Regions from separate parts of the Homo sapiens genome. Here all the other regions are linked to region 2. The links are chromatin loops, found by intact Hi-C in ENCODE. Cell type or tissue: heart right ventricle. All regions are shown on one strand. Region 1 overlaps SKOR2 (SKI family transcriptional corepressor 2). Region 2 has its middle 180 kb from the start of SMAD2. Region 3 overlaps KATNAL2 (katanin catalytic subunit A1 like 2).

Region 1 (2,500 bases), 530 kb before region 2:
TAGTAGCATGGCCAGTTGTTCCTGGAAACAACATTATTTCACTGATTCCAGGATGCACTTTATCCCCTCACATTTTAACATTTCTGAAATCAGATGTATTAGAATTACAGTTGAAACCTTTTACTTTATGATTCATCAAATAGTGGTGCCTCTTACAATTGATGGTGCTTCAGATTCCATAAAATGCAACATTGGACTTGCAGACACTTCAGCAAATTCTCCCCAACTTGGAAGCTCAGGATTTTAGAGGCTCAATTTAAACTAGTTAGTTATTCCATGCAAATCTCCTACAATAGGACTTACAAAAGCTTTCTTTTCATCTTGACCAGCTTAGAAATTACCGAGATTGGCATGGAGAAAAAAAATTCAAAGTATTATGTAACTTCTAAATTACCTACTTGGTTATAGTAGATCAAAAGTACTGGAGTTTAAAAAAAAAAAGTGACTTCCTAGTTTGTGCCAAAAGAGTTAACCTGAGCTCACACATTCAGGTCAGTCAACATCTCAAAAAGAGAAAGATGAGAAGAAAAATGCTACATAACTAAGGAACAACTGATTGCACTGTCAAGGTGCACAACAGTAGATCAATAATTGGAAATGGACACACAGTAGCCAAAGTCTGTCTACTGCTAGAGAATTTTAAGGCAGCCTCCACAGAAGTTCAGGCTTGCATTAAGTCTTCTGACTTGCAGGGATCTCCTTTTGATGCATATTTAGACACAGAACCAAAATCTTCTAGTGGCCCAGGGATCTTCTTCTAAAAATATAATGCAAAATAGTAATGGTCCTATCTACCTTTTTTTAAAAAAAAGATGTAAGACATATTTTTACAAACTCTGTAGGTTATACAGTAGAAATCTGGGCAAGTTCCCATCCTAATGAATATTGGAGAACCTCCAAGAAAAGACCATCTTACTGAAGAGCTGTGTCCTTGCCAAAGAACAAGCACTCCTCCAGCAAAGATAACGACCTCTCACTCCTTTCCCTGTGACGATGCACTGCACTCCCATCATCAGGAAGTTGTAAACTGCTGTTTTACAAGTCCACCGTGAACAAAACATTAGTCCTTAATCTATTGATTGAACATTATTTTAATTGAGGCTTTTAATGAAGAACTTTGAGACCAATTCCCCCTAGCTGCGTGTGACTGCAGAATTCTGGAAAAACAGCAGAGGGCACTTAAAGACTAGCACATTTTCCCCATCAACACGCCTTGTGGTAGTGATCTGACAAGTTCAAAGGATGTGAATCTGGGTCTAGCCATTTATCATGTGCTCTGTGTTGCAGCATCACAACGTTCTCCAAGAACTATGACTAAAAAATAAAAAAGCATGTCTTCAACAAATCTACAGTAGTAGCTTATACACAGATGCACTTGCTTATAAAATTATTGCCAAATTCATAATAAAAAAAGGTTATCAAGGCATCATCACAGTCTCAGCTCATGTTGTAAGTTTTTATATTCCAGTCCTTGGAAAAACTTTAATCAAAAAGCTATTCACTGAATAAAAATCTTCAGTCAGCTTCTTCAGCCTAAGGACTGTTAAGTTTTGCTTTTAAAATTGAATAAACTTGTCCTAGAATCATAATTCATTTGTGAATGAGAAATCCTTTACCCTTTATTACACTAAACATTTACATTTTTATAAACATGCTAAATTAAAAAACTTTTGTATTGGTTCATAGGGATAGAAAAATATTTCTTTGTTTTGCATAACTAAATGTGGCTTAGTAATACAAATGCTATAAGCACTTAAAAACCCAGGGCAGGGGTGGGGGACTTTAACACAAACCACGTTAAATACTAAAATACCCAAATTTTGAGCTATTTTTTAAAAAGGTAGCTTATACCATGTATAAATGTTAACTAATTCCTCACTGTTTTAAATCTCACATTGAGATAAGTACACATTCATTTATAAAGACACAAAGAGAGTCAATCATTTGACTCTGTAGTCATCACAACTTTACATTTAACACGGGAAAAAGAAGCAATGGTGCAGAAATGACAGTCAACAGAGAATCTAAAAATGCAGGAGCCAAAGAAATTCATAAGTTTTCTTTCTATGGCAATGATACCCAAGACGCTTTCAATATAAGTTTTTTGAATAGAAACACTTTTTAACAACATAGGATAAATGCATTGTGGGTCTTTGGGAATCATTACAAAATATGATGGTTTTAATATATTTGAATTCTCCTTGACTGCAAGATAGAGTGGGCTTTTATGTCATCTCAAGAAAAAAAAAGCCTGTTTTGTAATATATGCTCTGTAAACTTTAAATATAAAATAATTTGAGTGAACTGTTCTGTTTTCAGGAAGCAAAGCATGCAACCATATTGACTGATGAATAAGATCATCCAACTAAAATATTCAGAAAGCCAGTAATTGTGATATTTTACAATTTCTTGATAATCTTTAGATAGAATTTTCTAAAGACATTTTCCCCCAGGTACTTTGACAGATACATCAGGCTGAATAAGGAATTAGACACATTTC
Region 2 (2,500 bases):
TTAATGAGCTGTAAACAAACACTTGAATGCACCGGGGCAGTGGTTTTCCAAGAAGCCTTTTGAACCGTGAACCAAGGCCGGGCAGTACAAACCACACCCTCTGGTTTGCTGTGGGCGCATTTGTGCCTCTAGTTTTTCTCACATGGGTTCCCCAGGACTGGTGAAGTGAGAAGAGTCCCCCGCCTCCTGGAGGCAAAGCAAGTAACAATTAACTCGCCATAAAGGGGAGTGCACTGAATAAACCCCAAATCTCTCCCCTCTGCCTCCCGCCCCAAGTGTAGCCACTTCTCTGGGTCAAGCGCTCCAGAAGGTTCACCCGCACGGGAGGTGGCAGAATCCAGGAGCACCGTAGGTATCCGACCCCCTCCTGGCAGGGCTTAGATGGATAGAGCTGGGAAAAGTTTGAAGCCTGTGTTCCTGTGAGAGGGGAGGCTTGGGCCCACCCACATGGCACTGCATGGCCAGGGTGACGCTGGAGGTTCCCGAGGGGCCTGAAGACTTAGAAGGTCCCAAAGATGACAGTGGTAGAGACTCCGTGCCGGACCCCACAATCTGGTTTGTGTCAGCCCTGGGAGTGTCATGCAAGACCCCTCACCGCGGGTCTCAGTTTCCCCATCCATCCTGCTTCCGTCGCAGCGGTATTAGAAGGATCCGGGGACACACGCTTGGGAAAAGTCTAACGGTGTCACAGATGTCAGAGGGAACCCTCTGGCCTCCAGGATCACAGATCTGTCCTCCCCACGAGCCAAGGCCCAGGAGTTCCTCTGCAGTCCGCCTGAACGTTAACACGCAGGGAAAACTTCAGGGAAAACATACAGCTGATAAAAATTTAATGCTATATGTAACAAAGGAGAATGAATATTTAATCCGTGCTTTTATGCGAAACCACATAACCAGGCAGCCCCACGCGGCGCCCCTCCCCTCGCCCGCGCCCGGCAGCGAAGCAGTTAAGCGGCTGGCAACAAGCAGCTCCTAATAAACACTCGGCTAATTCTGTAGGAAAAGCACTAATTAGAAAAGCAATAATAATCGGTGTAATTGCTCTAAATTACCCTCCTAACAGAGAACGGCGCTCGGAGCCGGGAACGCAGCTGCCGCCGCCCAGCCCTGAGCCCCGCGCTTCGCGCCCGCGGCCCTGAGCTCTGCTGACCCCTGGCGGCCGCCGCGCGCCGCGCCGTCTGGACTGCGAAGGGCAGCCGCGCGAAACCCGACGCTCTGGCGCCCCCTGGTGTCCGCGATGCCGCACTGACCCGCGGACGGACGGGAGGCCTACGGATCCAGGATGGCTCCTTCGACTCTCCCCACGCCCCCCGCCCTCTGCTTCTCCCCAGGGCTGCTAAGGAACCAACATCACACTGGCTGGCCCACGCAGGACAGGACAGGGCCAAAACAGTAATGGGATGCGCGAACCTCTAAAGGGTTACTGGAATTCGGGATGCTGTGGATTTAGGGGATTGCTTTGGGCATGGGGTTGATGGAGGGAAGGAGGGCCCTCCTTAAGTGTAGGAGGTCAAGATTTTAGGGATGACATGTTCAGGGGAGAGGGCCAGGACAGGCTGGGCAGGGCTGCTTTTGAGAGGCCTGAAATTAACAAGGACGCTACGCCTTTCTGGTGGATTTGCGGACCACTGATAGGGTCGTTAACAAGAGCCTCCCATACCTGCTACTGGGATGGCCGCTACTGGGCTCGGCCGCAGTTTTCAGGGTAAGTTTGGGCCCTCAGCCTGTGTGTGTCTCAGCCCTCCTCAGACCAAACCACAGTCATTGACTTGGTCTCCCTGCTCAGTTGTCAGTCTGACACAGATACACACATATACACACACATGCACACACACATATACACACATACACACATATACACACATATACATAAACATACATATACATGCTTATACATACATATACATACACACATTTATACAAATATACATACACACACATATACATACACACATTTATACAAATATACATACACACACATACACATACATACACACATACACATATACATACACACACTTATACATACATACACACGTTTATACACACATACACATATATACATACACTTATAAACCCATATACATACACACATTTATATACACATATGCATATACATACACACATTTATACACATATGCATATACATACATTTATACACACATATTCATACACTTATACACACATGCATATACATGCATACACATACATATACACACATACACACAGATATAAACACATATACACATGTATACAAAGATATGCACACACATACACCCATATACACATACACACATATACACATATACATACACACATGCACACGTATACACATGCACACATCTCATATATATGCATACATATACATGTACACATACATATAGACATACACACATGTACATACACACACACACACACACCACACTGGGAGCTGCTGAGGGGCAGGCCCCTCTTGGTGCCTGACGCCTGGAGTAGCCACTCACTAAATGCTGGATGAATC
Region 3 (2,500 bases), 700 kb before region 2:
ATCTGTGATCTTGGACAAGTTACTTATTCTCTTTATGCTTCAGTTCCCTTGTCTGTAGAATGGAGTAATGGGGTATAGCTAAGTATCAGGTAGATGCCATTATTACGAGGATTAAATATGTAACATGCTTAGAATCATGCCTGACAATTACACTTATACTTCTATTATTGATAGGATTTGGGTTTTATTCTCTTAATACCCAACTTGGTTCAGCAAAGGACTTAAAGAAACTGGAATGTGGGCTTGGCCCATTTTACATCATCTTTTGATGGAATCTCAGCTCTATCCAAAGAACCCTGAGTTAAAATACCTCAAGGTGCTTTTCTGAGTGTGTGCAGCACTTGGAGCAGTAGTTATACAGAATATTAATAGGTGTTAAAGAGTTTTGTGGTCAGGTAAGCTTGGCAGATATTGGGTTAAATTAAACTAGGTCCCTCATTTCAGGACTTCTCAGACCATCTGATTTACTATGTGCAATGAGAATATCATACTAAAGTCACAGTATTCAAGGTTTTGCAAATCAATTTGGCCAAAGCTTTTCCAGGGTTTTGTTATTGTGGTTGTTGTTTTGGAGACAGGGTCTCACCTATCATCCAGGCTGGAGTGCAGTTGCCCAATCATGGCTCACTGCAGCCTCAAATTCCTGGGTTCAAGTGATCCTCTCACTTCAACCTCCTGTGTAGCTGAAACTACAGGTGTATGCCACGACACTGTTTGTTTATTTATTTATTTCCTTATTCATTTATTTTTGGTAAAGATGGAATCTCGCTATGTAGACATAGCTGGCCTTGAACTTGTGGTCTCATGCAATCCTCCCACCTCAGCCTCCCAATTAGCTCAACTGCAGGTGCGTGCCGCCATGGCTACTTTTTGTTTCGTTGTTTTGTTTTGTTTTTTGGTAGAGATGAGATTTATCTGTTGCCCAGGCTGGTCTGGGACTCCTGGGCTCAAGCGATCCACCCACCTTGGCTTCCAGAGTGCTGAGATTACTGGCATGAACCACCATGCCTGGCCTAAGGAACTCTTTTTTTTTTCTCAGACCATCTTTAGAGACGAGTTTTCCACAGATAACTTTGAGAATGCTGTCTTCCTAGATAAGTTGACTCTTATAAAACTTAAACTCACCATGCCAGGTCCCAGCACTGTGAACATAGTAACAGAATCTCAGTAAATGTTATTTGCATAGCCATTGAGGAACTTACTAGAATGTAGATGGGTAGAATAATTAGAAACGAAGACAATGCCATTTTCACAAATTATCCCTGATTTTTTATTACAATGTATTTTTTGTTCCAGAAATTGTATCAGAAAGAAGAACTGTAAAAACAAAAAGATAAAAATAAAAGTCAGATGTAGTTGTTAAGGCCAAGTAGTTTGCTGCTTACAAAGCATGCATTTTTCCTTTCTGCCACGAGATGGCTCTTTGTATCGTGAATCAATGAAAGTTCTACTAGAACTGATCATTTTCCGAAACCTGCTGGGAAAGGGACAAATGAGTGGACTGTCAAAACGAAAATGAACTATAGGTATTTTTAAGGACATATGAGTGTCAATAAAAGAGATCTGCCTTAACGAAGTTCTACAAATTCAGCAGAGGATAGATTACTGTGGATTAAAATAAACAATCAGGGAAAGCTTTGTAGAGAGGGTGACGTGAGCTGGACTTAAAAGATGTATAGAATATGAATAGACCGATGTGATGTAAGGCCATTCCTGGCAGAGGCACAGAGGAAGAAGGGGCACAGCCTAAGTGGAACAATTAAGTAAACAAGAAGACCAGAGTTTGAATGTGTGAGTGAGAATTGGTGACAGCAGACAATGGAGGGTCATGGATGCTGGTTCTTCTATTAATAGTCCTCCATATCCATCTTCTCGGGCTTGGGTAATTTTAGTAGCCTCTGCGTCTCTCTCTTGTGTCTTGTTATTATGGCCCAGTATTGCACACTACTCCTAAAGTCCCGTCCTGTCGCTCTGTTGGTTAAGAATCTCTAGCGGCTCCTCCTGCCAACCACATCGAATTCAAACCTCATTCAAGCTCAGCTCACTTGAGACCAGACGTTCGGGACCAGCCTGGGCAGCACAGCAAGACCGCATCTCTACAAAAAATAAAATAAAATAAATAGCTGGGCGTGGTGGTGCACGCCTGTAGTCCAAGCTACTTGAAAGGCTGAGGTGGGAGGATTGTTTGAGCCCAGGAGTTCCAGGCTGCAGTGAGCCAAGATTGTGCCACTCCAGCTTAGGTGACAGAACAAGGCCCTGTCTCTAAAAAGAAAAAAAAAAAAGGTTAAAAAAAGTTTGTAAAAACAGAGGAAATGTTAGTCATTTTCTCTGAGGGGCAGAATTTTCTTTTGATTTACCAGTATTTTCTAGTTTTTTCTTAAGTGAATATGTATTACTCCATACTAAAGTTATTAATAAAAAACTGATTTAGTTTTTCTCTCTGTAAAATGAGGATTAAGACATAGTATAGAAGCATGGTGAGACATGAAAAAGTATAGAA

Evidence for each region. Peaks named below come from ENCODE experiments on the same cell type or tissue, not always from the same donor. Only the 100,000 strongest peaks of a DNase experiment are listed, where the experiment ranks them.
Region 1: a loop joins it to region 2, with 25 times the contacts of the local background. A loop is called at or near these places in 83 of 110 quality-filtered maps.
Region 3: it touches region 2 in a loop (6-fold over the local background); 38 of 110 quality-filtered maps call a loop at or near these places.

The regions. Positions count from the first base shown.
Region 1 is chr18:47,214,565-47,217,064 of GRCh38, forward strand. All of the region lies in intron 7 of SKOR2 (SKI family transcriptional corepressor 2), which reads right to left. Among named protein-coding and RNA genes, the nearest start is that of SKOR2, 36 kb to the right of the region's middle. In heart right ventricle, a CTCF peak has its summit at 1,166 (motif pointing right); no DNase peak of the experiment used is centred here; H3K27me3 peaks cover 1,120 bases.
Region 2 is chr18:47,748,129-47,750,628 of GRCh38, forward strand. No RefSeq gene overlaps it. Among named protein-coding and RNA genes, the nearest start is that of SMAD2, 180 kb to the right of the region's middle. RefSeq lists a silencer at 1,059-1,238. In heart right ventricle, no CTCF peak of the experiment used is centred here; a DNase peak (open chromatin) is centred at 1,173; H3K4me3 peaks cover 482 bases; H3K27me3 peaks cover 1,022 bases.
Region 3 is chr18:47,049,163-47,051,662 of GRCh38, forward strand. All of the region lies in intron 4 of KATNAL2 (katanin catalytic subunit A1 like 2), which reads left to right. Among named protein-coding and RNA genes, the nearest start is that of ELOA2, 15 kb to the left of the region's middle. In heart right ventricle, a CTCF peak has its summit at 1,411 (motif pointing right); no DNase peak of the experiment used is centred here.